Linked DNA regions of Homo sapiens: regions 2 and 3 are each linked to region 1. Evidence: chromatin contacts called from ENCODE Hi-C or POLR2A ChIA-PET data. All regions are on one chromosome and are shown on one strand. Each heading gives the region's core, a stretch centred on a gene start or an enhancer-like site at or near the end of the contact. The rest is flanking DNA. Distances are from core to core; before and after follow the strand shown. Region 1 overlaps PIGU (phosphatidylinositol glycan anchor biosynthesis class U). Region 2 overlaps PIGU (phosphatidylinositol glycan anchor biosynthesis class U). Region 3 overlaps PIGU (phosphatidylinositol glycan anchor biosynthesis class U).

The links. Hi-C counts contacts between places; a loop is a spot of excess contacts on that map. ChIA-PET counts read pairs that join two places held with the same protein, here RNA polymerase II (POLR2A). Pooled maps may share reads with other maps.
Region 2: a loop to region 1 is called in a map of dorsolateral prefrontal cortex, with 6 times the contacts of the local background. The contact joins two enhancer-like sites. A Hi-C loop is called at or near these places in 1 of 168 maps with a recorded cell type or tissue (dorsolateral prefrontal cortex), 2 of 37 single-sample maps with no recorded cell type and 4 of 50 pooled maps. POLR2A ChIA-PET finds 5 or more read pairs at or near these places in 4 of 52 experiments (B cell, MCF 10A, Panc1 and 1 more).
Region 3: a loop to region 1 is called in a map of dorsolateral prefrontal cortex, with 2.0 times the contacts of the local background. The contact joins two enhancer-like sites. A Hi-C loop is called at or near these places in 3 of 168 maps with a recorded cell type or tissue (Right ventricle myocardium inferior, dorsolateral prefrontal cortex and heart left ventricle), 1 of 37 single-sample maps with no recorded cell type and 9 of 50 pooled maps. POLR2A ChIA-PET finds 5 or more read pairs at or near these places in 8 of 52 experiments (B cell, H1, MCF 10A and 5 more).

The regions. Positions count from the first base shown.
Region 1 is chr20:34,579,326-34,583,776 of GRCh38, forward strand. It overlaps PIGU (phosphatidylinositol glycan anchor biosynthesis class U), which reads right to left. Exons shown (of 12, transcript NM_080476.5): 10 at 2,223-2,347. Among named protein-coding and RNA genes, the nearest start is that of MAP1LC3A, 23 kb to the left of the region's middle. RefSeq lists enhancers at 3,870-4,371, 4,372-4,451. Within about 2 kb of position 2,371, at least 17 of the 41 ENCODE cell types and tissues checked have a DNase peak (open chromatin) inside an H3K27ac peak, as active enhancers do; they include PC-3, where a contact is called at or near this core.
Region 2 is chr20:34,637,650-34,642,100 of GRCh38, forward strand. It overlaps PIGU (phosphatidylinositol glycan anchor biosynthesis class U), which reads right to left. Exons shown (of 12, transcript NM_080476.5): 5 at 227-336. Among named protein-coding and RNA genes, the nearest start is that of PIGU, 37 kb to the right of the region's middle. Within about 2 kb of position 2,487, at least 3 of the 41 ENCODE cell types and tissues checked have a DNase peak (open chromatin) inside an H3K27ac peak, as active enhancers do.
Region 3 is chr20:34,619,244-34,623,694 of GRCh38, forward strand. All of the region lies in intron 6 of PIGU (phosphatidylinositol glycan anchor biosynthesis class U), which reads right to left. Among named protein-coding and RNA genes, the nearest start is that of PIGU, 56 kb to the right of the region's middle. Within about 2 kb of position 2,633, at least 4 of the 41 ENCODE cell types and tissues checked have a DNase peak (open chromatin) inside an H3K27ac peak, as active enhancers do; they include PC-3, where a contact is called at or near this core.

The sequences.
Region 1 (4,451 bases), core at 1,121-3,620:
AAGCTCCAGAGAGTCCAGCGTCTGGGACCTACACTCAGGGAGGGGCCACGTTCCTTTTCTCCTCTCCACTGCACAGGAAAACAGAAAGGTGAATGTGGGAGCATGCATGTTAGCGCTGACAGCTAATGTTTAAATGGAATTCCTAGCCACATTAAATATATTCAACGTAGGCTTAAACACGTCTCAACACATACATCCCACTCATAGGTCCTAAGGACCAGGGCTGATGCTGCTCCCAGCTAATAATGATTCACAGTTGTCAAGCCCCAAGCAGGTTCTCCAAGCACGTGTACTCCCTGCTGCAGGAGCAGTGAAGCAAAGGTGGACAGCTACTGTTCTCTGCAGGATCTTCAGACAACCTGAACCTGCAGACTATGTGCCCTGCCAGCCAGCAAAAGCAACTATTAGATCATTCAGGTTTCTGGAAACCCCATCCTTCTTCTTTGTGCCTCCTCACCCCAGAGGGCATAAAATAGTTTATTCGTCTTGAAAAATATGTTTATTCTGATGACTCTGGCTACCAAGCCCGAAGCTCTGATCACGGAACTATGTGAGAGACTCCCCTGCATAATTATTACTCACGATACTAACTGCAGTGCTATTTACAGATATTCTTTCTCAAACTTAACACACTCATGAGTTATTTTCTTTATTTGATTAATGGAAAAATCAGATGCTCAGAAAGGTTAAATGATGTGCCTAAGAACACATGGGGCTCGTAATGGCAATGCCAGGAATCGGAGTCAAGTGACTCTCCAGACTGCTCAGCAAATGGGATGAAAGACAGTCACTGAGAGAGAAAGAGTGCCCAGTGTGGGATGGGCAACCACAAAAATCCATTCTACATTCTTGAAATCCACTATCACAAACTGAGGCATGTCCATGTTTTGGTGGTCTCATGGTTTGTCACTGGCCACTCTGCCGAGGGGCCCCAAGCTGACTCTCAACCTGCTGGACTGGGTGACTCTTGTCTGTGCAGAGAGGATGTCACCACAGAAGACACTGCTTCCTCCTCCCAGTCAGGCCAGATGGGTCACAGCCCCACTAGGCCATCACCTGCAGGCGTAGCCCTGGCTCAGCTGCCCACACCACTGTTTACCTTCACTCAGAGGCACACTCCTATAGGTAGGCTGCTTCCCACAGCTAGTCAGTTTCACTTCCTGGTTGACACCCAAAACAACAACAAAGATTCACTTCCTCTGAAGCCTGCACTCCCTAGTTCATTCTTGACACCTTGCTGGACACCCACAGCAGGCAAGGAAAGTTCAACAGCTCCCTTCCATGCCTCGTTTAGAGAATCAGGTGGTGCTGGGCCACTGACACTGCCTCTTTATTGGGGAGGTTTAAAAACCCGCTCCACAAATGTTTGCAAGGTCTTCTATGTGTCAGCTTCAGTCCTGAGTGCTGGGGACACAAAGGTGAATGAGTTGTGATATCTACCCTGACGGAGCCCCCAAACAATGAAAAGAACCCACCATAGAGGGCTAAGAGCACTGGGGGCCTAGGCAGCACAGATAGGTCACCACTAAGCCACCTCTGAAGAGGGGATGGTTAGAGCTTAGAGGGGTTGTCACAGTGGGCAGGGAAGTCTAACTTTGCCCCTCTGCCTTCTAGTAACCTTTGGGTGCAGCGCTGGGGAATGGTTCAAAGCCCAGGGCATAGAGTTCTGCTGTCTAGTATGGTAGCCTAGCTACATGTGGCTTCTGAAATTTAAATTAAAAATTCAGGTTCTCAGGCACACAAGTGGCTAGTTACCCTATTGAACTGTGCAGACAGAGGACTTTTTCATCATCATAAAGCCCTGCTGGACAGCACTGGGTAGGGGTTCACAGATCTGGATTCCAATCCCGGCTCTTCTAATTAGAAGTCACGTGACTTTGAATGAGTGGCTCTACCTTTCTGTACCTCAGTTTTCTCATCTGCAAAACGTGGATACTTACCTCAAAGGCTGGTGTGAAGATCAAATGAGCTAATTAATGCATGTAACACTGTGAGAGCCACAGTGGCCAGGTACACAGTAAGTGCTCAATAAATGGCAATTATTTTTATCATCACAAGTCCGCGGCACCTGGAAGCAGATATTGTGCTTCATGCCTCTGCTCCCCTCCTAGTGCTGCCAGCATAACAGGTGCCTGGTAAATGCCTATGAATTCCTTTTCCCTGCAGCAGTCTCATCCAGGCCCAGGCTGACACAAATCTGTGGCAGAGGCGGGAGTACTCACATCTGTAGAGATGGTTCCACACGGGGAAGAAGGCCATGTAGAGCGCCACGTCCCCCACTGTCGGGTAGGACTTAAAGATGGCGATGACAGCGATCTGGATAAACATGAAGAAGATGGGGTGCTCCCTGGGGCAGGGCAGGGGAAAGAGAGAGAGAGATGAGTCAGGGACCAGGCCTACCCTAGAGACTCCTGACTCCATCCTTTGAACCAAAAATAATCCTCAGGGGACTTCAGGAAGGGGCTGGCTCTGCTATCCACAAGGCATGGGCCAGGCCCCAGTAGCAGAGCAGAAAACTGCAGGGACCCAGAAATACCCAGAGGTGGTGAGGAGGGCCTGGCAAACACTAGGGAAACAGCCCACAGAGACATTTCCCATCAACAGTCCCCCTCTGCCTCTGCCAGCTCTGGGCCTTCCCCTAGGAGCCACAGAGGAAGAAAACAAATGAAGTCAGCATTCTTTATGACTGGGCTTAAATGACTGCTTGGCAGGATAATTAGGCAGCCTCCCTTGCCAGAGGCCCCTCTGACAATTGGACGCAAGGCAGGAAGTGCCTCCTTGCTGATGCCTTTTTTCTCTAACAACATGGTCAGCAGGGTCTACAGACCCATAGTGCGATGAACTTCTTTCCAGGAAGAGAACTGTGAACTGCACAGAGCTTTTCAGTTCTTAAGGGCTGGGACTATTCTTGTTAACTTAAACTAATAGCAGTTTCAATTATTATTTTAACCTAATAATAAGTGATAGCAATGGGTATCCTCTCCTGAACTCCCTCTGTGTAAAGTCCTTTTCCTGCATCCTCTCACGTGATCCTCACCACATCTCAACCACCCCTCAAGGCAGGCAATCCTGGGCCAGGCGCAGTGGCTCACATCTGTAATCCTAGCACTTCGGGAGGCTGAGGCAGGAGGATGGCTTGAGCCCAGGAGTTTGAGACCAGCCTAGGCAACATAGTGAAATCTCATCTCTACAAAAAATTTAAAAATTAGCCGGGTGTGGTGGCATATGGCTGTAATCTCAGCTATTCAGGAGGCTGAGGTGGGAGGGTTGCTGGTGCCAGGAGGTTGAGGCTGCAGTGAGCCATGATCAACCACTGCACTCCAGCCTGGATGACACAGTGTGAGACCTTGTCTCAAAAAGAAAAAAAAAAAGTAGGCAATCCTCTCACCTGTACTTCACAGATGAGGAAACAGATTCAGAGAAGTGCACTGACTGAGTAGGTTAGTAAGCGATGGAGTTGTCTCCAGAGCTCTTAATCACGCCCAATACCATTCTCCTGAGTGCTGATCACACTTCCAAGCTCTGGTCAGGAGAGAGTTGGGGGACAGAGCTCAATCTCGGTGCCCCTCCGAGAGCTGACCAAGTGCTAAAGGGAAGCCAACAGGGAGAGGCTGGATCTATACCCTCCTCAGCTACATTTCAACCACATGCACATGGCCTACTTCTGCACAGTACCTAGATGCCTAGCCCATGAAGGTTTTCTTCAGAGATTAATGACCTTTTTGTCTTGCAGGTCAAAGGTCAGGGTGACTCAATGGGTATGAATCTGAGATGTGCAGACAAACATGTCCACACCCAGAATGCTCCAGTGCTGCTGTGCAGCAAGTGCCTCAGAAACGCAGCTTGGCAAAGGCGTGCAGCCCTGTAGCCTCTAAGAAGCGTCCAGCTATAGCTCAGTGTGAACATCTTCCTAAACACAATCCACATCACTGGCTTCAGGCTTTTCAGGTAGCTGGTAACAACGGCAACATTTCTATGAAAAGGCTGGTGAAAATGCGGTGACAAAAAAACAGACTACAGCCTCCTGCAGCACTGCACAGGGACTGGGGTGGCCTGAAGGGCCCTGTTCCTACAAAGCTGGCACTGGAAACAAATCTTGCAGGGGGCAGGAGAGCTTAGGTAGAGCTTCATACCCAGGCAGAAGAGAAGACAGCAGGGAGAGCAGGTCTCTTCATATTTTCTGTCCCCACAACTGTGTGGGCCTGGCTTAGGTCATAAAATGGTGACATTATTGCCTAGCCAGGAGCAATGTGTGGCTTTGCATGCAGACAATAAAAGCTGCCGGAGAGCTGGCTGCACGGCCAGTGCGGAAAGGTGCCCTGGGATCCCTGCTCCTCTTCACCCCATGGCTGGGCCTAACCGGAACAAGGACAGGGAAGGTGGACCACAGACAGCTGGAGAGCTCAGCTGGGCAAGGCTGCCAGAGTTCCGGAGCCTGCCAGGCCATGGAA
Region 2 (4,451 bases), core at 1,237-3,736, 58 kb after region 1:
TTGATTGTACACAGCCCTGTGTGAGTCTTTGTCCCAAGAGAGACAGAATGGCTCTGTCTCTTTTGCTGGCCAGAACAACAGAGCCCAGTTGTGCAACAGAACTACAGCAAATACTTGATGACTAAGATTGCAAATCTCCAAAAATACAACAAACAACATGGGAAAGTCTCATCAGATTTTCCTCGCATTTGTTGGCACTAAGCCTGTTTTGTCAGGGAATACTTACAACAGGGCCACTTTCAAAGGGATGTAACGCATTTCCATAGGGGTCCGGATGAGTTCGGCCACATCTGGGGCATACTGGTCCAGTTCTAGGAGGAGTTTCTGCTTTTTAAACTAGAAAAAAAAAAAAAAGGAAAAGATAAAACACATGAAACAATTCACTTCCCATTGTTTTTATGCTGAAGACAAAAGTCCTTTCCATGGCCCACATGGCCCTGCCTGGTCTGGCCCTACCTCTCCAGGCTCATCTCACACTCGGCCCTCCCCATCCCCTTTCTGGGTTCCAGCACCATGAACATGCTGTGTCCCTCCTTTTCCCACACCTTTGCATTTGACCTGGAATAATTTCTTCTTCTCTTTCCCTAGTTAACTCCCACATGGTCCTTATATCTCAGTTAAATCATCATTTCCTTAGGAAGGCACACTTTCCCTCACCACCCCACACCCAGGTAAAATCCCCCTGTTATATATGTTCTTTCACATATGTTCACAGTTAGTAACTTTTTCACTTATTTATATGATTGACTAATGTCTGTCTCCCTCATTAGACTAAGAGTTCCATGAGGGCAGGGACCATGTTTATTTGCTTACCATGTATGCCTAACACCTGGCACAGTGGACAAACAATAAATATCTGTTGAATGGCTAAATGAATGACTTGCTGGCAAAGCAAAGTTCATAGCCATTTGAAGAGTTATCATCAGTGGCCTAAAGACTCCAAAGTTCCATCCATGAAGAAGTATTGTCAAGCAAGGTAGAATGATCCCAAATGTCACAGGATCTTGGGTTATGTTTTACTTCCACAGAGGAGGCGTAGAATGGCCATGATGATCAAGAGGAGGAAAGCTGGGTGTGGGTGGGCAGCTGGATAGTTAATAGGGAGTGGGATGGGGGTGGAAAGCTCTTGCCTTCCGCTGGTGTGTCCTAACAAGTTCATGGGTGTGTTCCAGAGTGAAAGAAAGGTAGGCAATCTTATAAGCAAACATGGGTCAGAATATAGATGAGAAAGCCTCTCAAACCAAAATCGGTGGCCCTGTTGATTTAATGATCAAAGAATCTCATTTAGACAATATAAAATCAATGCTGCTATCTATTAGAAAACAGTATTTCAGAGGAGCCAAGATAGCTGTGCTTAACTGTGAAGGATTAAAAATTTAATGATGTAAAAAGCAGATCACACTAGAAAATATACTGCATTGTGACATTTATATGAAGTTAAAAGCATGTAAAATAATACTATGTGTTGGGGGCCAGGCATGGTGGCTCATGCCTGTAATCCCAGCACTTTGGGAGGCCGAGGCAGGCAGATCACAAGGTCAGGAGATCGAGACCATCCTGGCTAACATGGTGAAACCCCGTCTCTACTAAAAATACAAAAAACTAGCTGGGCATGGTGGCGGGCACCTGTAGTCCCAGCTACTCGGGAGGCTGAGGCAGGAGAATGGCGTGAACCCGGGAGGCGGAGCTTGCAGTGAGCCGAGATTATACCACCGCACTCCAGCCTGGGCGACAGAGCAAGACTCCGTCTCAAAAAAAATAAAAAATAATACTATGTGTTATTTAGTAACATATATAATAAAAGTCAAGGCCATGTGTGTGGATGATAACCACTAGATTCAGAACAGTGGTACTGGGTAGGAGGAGAAATAGGGAGATGAAAGTATGAGAGAGAGAGAGAGAGCTGTAGGAGTAAATTTTTTTCAGCCCGAAAATAGGTTCAAAAGTATGTACTATGCTTTATCTATTTTTGCATGTCTTAGGTCTTTCAAAATTAAAAAAAAATTAACCAAAAAATATTTTTAGAAGACCATCTTTCAGTTTAAACTTGCACAGGTTTAGGTAGAGGCTTAATCTGAAAACCTGCAACAAACTTCAAAAACCTCCCTTTGATCATCTCTGTTCTTCTCACAGTTGGCAGAGTCCAAGTTAAGCGGTGGGAATTATCAGTAAGATTTATGGTGCCATTCACAGCTGGGGTTGTTTAATTAAAAGGACAAAATATAAACCAAGGTGCTTTTATCACAGAGAAGGGGGCTGGCTCAGCAATCAAGTGCTTAGTGAGGACAGCTGCAGCAGTGGTAGCAGGAAGGAGGCCTCACTAGCTAAGAGGTCTAGAGTTCTGCAGCAAAAACAAGGCCACCTGGAGTGGGTGAGATCCACAAAGAAGGCTGTGAGAAAGGAATAGAGTTCATCCAGGGGCAGCCAGACAGACAGGTGGGAATGCAGACCTCATTCCCCAGGCTGGAAGCCAGCCAGCAGGGCTGCACTGAGAGAAAGTGGCAACTACCCGGGATGTGTACATCCTGGGCAAAGGTGACACTGTGCCAGCAATGGAAGTACTTCCTTATAACCACAATCTTCTCAAATACTTTAAAACAGAAAGATCTTCTGAAAGGAGTCTCCAGGTGGGAAGGCACACAGATCAGCAATCCCCACATTCTCAGCTTTCTAGTCTCCCTCAATTTCAGCAGCACAGGCACTATTATGGCTCTCCTCATAGGCCCAATATCAGCTCTCCTAAGTGTAGACAAAATCCCTTTTAAAAATCCCTATTGCATCCAGCTAGAGACAGGAAAGTGGCTAAAATCAATGGAAATTTTTAAAATTATACACACATGTGCGCACGCGCACACACACACACACACACACACACACACACACACACCCCTTAAGAAAATATAAGTATAAAATGAAGTTAGGGTATATATTAAAATCTGATGATCAATATTTCTAGATACATTCATTAGTCTTGACAATGATAAGATTTAAAACAATGACAGGAGAGATTAAAAGTGATGTGAAGGGTAGTGACCTGGATATCTTACCTTTGTGATCACTAATCAGCTTGTAGACAGATGGTATGCTTTTCCATATGTAAGTTATATTAAAAAATCAAAATGTTTTAATTTTTAAAAATCTCCAGGGTAGAGTCTTCCTTTCCTTCCACCCACTCCTCTATACAGCCCTTTCCTTGTCCCTTGAAAGATAGGTTTTGCCAGGACATAATTCCCCTACTTCAAATAAAGGGCTTTATTTTCTTGGAGACAGAGTCTTGCTCTGTCACCAGGATGGAGTGCAGTGTTGCGATCTCAGCTCAATGCAACCTCCGCCTCCCGGGTTCAAGTGATTCTCTTGCCTCAGCCTCCCAAGTAGCTGGGATTACAGGCGCCCACCACCGCGCCCGGCTAATTTTTATATTTTTAGTAGAGACGGGCTTTCACCACGTTGAAACTCCTGACCAGGCTGGAGTTTCACCAGGCTGGTCTTGAACTCCTGACCTCGTGATCTGCCTGCCTCAGCCTCCCAAAGTGTTGGGATTACAGGCGTGAGCCACAGCGCCCGGCTATAAAGGGCTTTTTCTAATCATTGAAGCTGCATCTACGTTCATTTGCATCCCCAAAAACTATGGTGGGGTCGGGGAGAGGAAACACTCCACCCCTGTCCCTACTCCTCTCCAACTGTTAGCCTCAGCACATTCCAAATTCAGGAGCCTAGCCTCCAAATTTACAACCCTCTAATCATATTAAGGGGACACAGGTTTTTATCATCCATTATCAAACCACCTGCAGCTCTCTTAACATAAATTCTGAGTTCCAAACAAGAAGCACCATCTCAGCAAAGGACAGACTAGACTAACATTGTTTTTGTCAAGTGAGATAGATGTAAAATGTCATGATAACCAACTGGTCACCATCAGCATTCAGTCCGCAGGCTAACAGCTGGAGAGGGGGTGGGGGTGCAGTCCCCTCTCTGCCCTATAGTTCTCCCAGATGCATCTGTGTGTAGACATAGTTTCATTACCAAGGATAAAAAGACTCAAATCCCACCAAGATTTAAATACTTCCCAGACTATGCGATATGAACCCTTCTGACAAAGGGAAGAAGATTTAGAGGAAGACATGCTGCTATCCTACCTAAATCAACAGTAGTATGTTAGTATCATCAAAATCTGCCATTTAAAATGAGTTAATTTTTGACAGAGCATACATAAAACTTCTATTCTGATGAAGAAACCTAATGTTCTAATAGTCTGAACTCTAAAAGTGGAAAAACAAAAACATTCCAAATTTTACTTCAGTCTTGGTAATAACAGAATGTCTTGGTGCACTAAAAACCAGGGTATTGACAACACCGTTTGGCTTTCTCTCTCCCTCTTTAAATCATGCAAAGAAAAAAACCCAAAAATCTCTATATATTTCCAAATAAACTCAGCAATAACAAACAAATTA
Region 3 (4,451 bases), core at 1,383-3,882, 40 kb after region 1:
GCCCAGCTAAGCTGTGACACCAGCAGTGGCAAGCACACATCTGCTGAGCCACAGACTCTAAACTCAGAACCAGGTCACTCTGGGATAGGGCAGTGGCAGTAGTAGGAAAGGTGCTGTTCTGGAGCCCAACAGCTAGGGTGGGCTAGGGATTGATTCTTTGATTGGGTCAAAAATCTGAATGATTTTTTGGTGGGAAACTGGCCAAGAGAGGGAAAACACTGAAAATAACTTTTTAACTTAACCTGGTTCTCTACGGATTGAAAGCAGGCGAGAGAAGAGGCCCATGTGTCTGTTACTAGAGGATGGAGGCTAATGCTCCAACTCCATCCATTCCTATAGCATGGTGAAAACAAACACATGACTTTCTCCTGTCTCTCCCAGAGGAGACACAAGGAGTGAAATCAACACAGCCATCTCTTGCCCTAATTGCCTGAGGTTAATAATTGCTTGTCTGAAACTGACTGTTTATGAGGCCCAAGAGAGAAAAAGAGGCTCACAGCCTAGCCAAATGGACTTGTGAGTTTTAGAATACTTGCTCCTAGGATCAGGAAGAAGCAGTCTTCCTTCCATAGACTGAAGTAGTCTTTGGGAAGGAAAAATCTGTTCCTCCTGCTATTCTTTGTCAGTAACTGGCATCAACATCTAGCCAGATACCCTGGCAACCCTTCACCCTTCAGCTCCCATGTTCTTCCTTCCACCAGTCACCAAGCCCTGTGGATCCACCCCTGGAGCATTTATCCTTTCAGTTCTTGCTCTTGTCATCTCTCTCCAGCAGCTTTTCCCCCTCCTCCTTAGCGGTCTCCCAACCACCTCCCATCCAAGTCCATCTACAGAAGCACCAAAGGAACCTTCTAAAACAGTTTAGATTGTGGCTAGCCAGTCTTTAAAGACTTCTGATGGTTCCATTTCATCTATCAGGTTAAGTCTAAACTCCAACAGCAAACAAGACCCTTCACCACTGGGTCTCATTTCTCCAGTTTCACCTCTCACCACTCTTCCACACACGCCCTGTCCTCCAGCTACACTGGACTATTCCCAATTTCTGAAAACATCATGCTGTTTCATTCTTCTGTGTCTGTTCTTAGGCTATTCCTTCTGCCCAAGCCATCCTTCTCTGCCCGCTTTCTAGTAGAAAGCATTCGTTTGATAGCCAGGTGAAAGGTCACTTTGTCTATGAGCCCAAGCAAAGGTGGTAACAACCGTTGATTATAGTTGACATTTATGGATCACTTGCTAGGTGCCAGGCACTGTACTGTATCCTCTGCATCAAGAACAGTTCCTGACTTGGACAGGCGCGGTGGCTCATGCCTGTAATCCCAGCACTTTGGGAGGCTGAGGCGGGCGGATCACGAGGTCGGGAGATCGAGACCATCCTGACTAACACGGTGAAACCCTGTTTCTACTAAAAATACAAAAAATTAGCCGGGCATGGTGGTGGGAGCCTATAGTCCCAGCTACTCGGGAGGCTGAGGCAGGAGAATGGCGTGAACCCGGGAGGCAGAGCTTGCAGTGAGCCGAGATCGCGCCACTGCACGCGACACAGCAAGACTCCACCTAAAAAAAAACAAAAAAAAAACAAAAAAAAAAAAACAAAAAAAACAGTTCCTGACTCAAAAAGGTCCTCAGGAAACATCACAACAGCCCTGTGAAAGCTCTATTTCTGCTTCTTAGAACAGCTTTACTGAGATAAAAACCACACATTCTACCCATTTTACAGGTCAAGAAATCAAGACAGAAACAGAAAGCTTCAGTAATGTGACCAAAACCACATAGCTGACTCCGGTACCCACTCTTAATCCCTGTGTTAATAAGCCTAATACTGATGCTATCTTATAATAATCTGCATATGTTTCTCTCTCTCCCCATTTCTCTGTGAGTTTCTCAAGGGCAACACATTTATCTTAACTTTGGCTCTCCAGCACCTAGTACAGTTCCTGGCACATGTGATAAATGAACAAATGAAGAAATGAATGAATGAATATCATTCAGCAATACATATGAAATCCTTTTTAAAAATATGAGAATATTAAAGGAAACCAATGTTCTTGAGGAAGAAAAACTTATGAAGTGTAATACACAGAGTCATGAACACAGGCAAAGCACAAAATAAATCTAACTCAAATAAAGCAGAGCCTGAAGAATAGTGGTTGAGGGTTTGTTGTGGCAGAGGGCTGGCACAGAGAATGCTCTCTGTGGAGTAAACTATTGCATGGCTGAGGCCTGCAGTCTGGGGGCAGAAACACAGTGCTGCAACAGTCAGTAGGTTGGTGTGTGGGAAGTCTGAGTGTGGGATGCTGGGACAGGTGTGGACAGGGCGGACGCACAGCCGGAGCAAAAGTGAGGGTGAGTATGGAGGCAGGCAGGAGACTCAGAAAGGGCTATGTGTTTTGAAAAAAGCTTGAAGGGGTAAAAAGGAGTTAGGAAGGCAGAGGAGGAATGATATGTGCTTGGGGCAGAGTCAGAGAAGATCAAGGAAAGTGAGAAGTGACTTCAAATATTTTAAACAAACTGTGCAATAAGCAAACATTTCTGGAGTTTGCTCTATACGAAGAGTGTGATGGGTGCCAGGAAACCTGGTGACTCAGATAGTCTCTGTCCTCAGGGAGCTCCCAGTAAACAATTACAAAATACAGGAGGAAAGTACAAAGGAAGCAGACCTAGCCCATCAGGGGAAGCTGACACCTGAGTTTTGAACAATGAGTAGGTGAGGCTGGGCAGTCCAAGGCTGTGCACAGGTTGGAGGGCAAGAGAGAATGGTGTGCTGGGGTGGGGCTGTGTGTACTGTAATTAGCTCAATATAGCCAAAACAGGGCAAGAGCTGGGAGGAGTGACAGGAAAGAGAACACAAAAGGGGCTCCCGTGGATGCTGGTACCACTCTTCCTTAATCTGGGTGCTGGTTACTCAACGTTTCGTGAAAATTCACGTATCTGTACACTAATGAGTTATACATTTTTCCGTATATATGTCATACTTCAATAAAAAGTTACAATCCGGCTGGGCGTGGTGGCTCACCCCTGTAATCTCAGCACTTTGGGAGGCCGAGGAGGGTGGATCACAAGGTCAGGAGTTCGAGACCAGCCTGGCCAATATGGTGAAGCCCCATCTCTACTAAAAATACAAAAATTAGCCGGATGTGGTGGCGGGCGCATGTAGTCCCAGCTATTCGGGAGGCTGAGGCAGGAGAATCTCTTGAACCTGAGAGGTGGAGGTTGCAGTGAGCCGAGATCACGCCACTGCACTCCAGCCTGGGAGACACAGCAAGAGTCCGTCTCAAAAAAAACAAAAACAAAAAAAAAGTTACAATCCAAAAAGTCTCAGCAAGCAGGTAGGAGTCAGATCACGGAGGGCTAAGCTTGCACAGTCATCCAAAAACATCTACCTACAGGCCCAGACAGGATACCTGAAATCATGTCTGAAATGGCAGCCTCATGTGGGCAAGAGCTAGGGCATCACGCTGGCCTAACCAGAAGGAACTGTGCCAAGAGGACTAAGAGTTTTACCCCAAAATGATATAACCTACCATTTGCTAGGGCAGCCCAGATGCACAGGCACTAGGCTTTCTATATAAGCCTTGATATTTAGCCTTATCCTAGGGATATTAGAGTAAATCAGTCAAATGTGTATGTACATTGGCTGTAGTATCAGGAAATTTCATTATCTACTCAATCTAGCTTTGAATATGTTATGTTTTCTAACTCTCTATTTGTGTCAGGGTGGGGGCCAAAAGCCTCAGCAAGACCGGGGGTAATACTTTGCCTCCAGGGACTGCACCTCACAGCGATCTGGGCCTGGGTGGGTGGCACAGCTACAGGAGTGAGCAGGAATGTAATGAGGTGGGGCCATGGGGACTGGTTCAGGACAGGGACTTCAAGTGGAGTAATCAGAGAATAAAGAGATTGGGTCACAGGTGATGATCTATACCAAGACAGGCAGAAACGCACTGGAATGTAGTCAAAAGGGCTCAGGTCCCACAGGACTATCAGAAAAGGAAGTTGCACCAGGGTGTGGGGCAACAAGTGAGACTGCCCAGGAGGAGGAGGAGATCCTGGGGGCAGGGCCAATGTATTACATTCCTTGCCAAGTGTGTTCTTTTAACGGGGCAGCCTCTCTCAGAGCAATCCGTACATATCAGTGATAACGATGATAATTTATTGAGCACTTACTCTGTTCCAGCCATGACTGTAAGCACTTTACTTGCCTTAAGCCATTTAGTCTTCTCAATAATTCCATGAAGTGGGTACAATTACTGTCCCCATTTTACAGATAATGAAACTGAAAGACAGAGAAGTTATTTGTCTGGGGTCACGAAACTAGTGAATGAGAGCAATAGGATTTAAACCAAATGGTTTTACTTCAGACCCCATGTTCTGACTGCATCACTGGGCCACCCTCTTGATCTCAATCAAGCACCATAAAAATAACAATAGGCAGAGCAACTAGTTATTGAGTG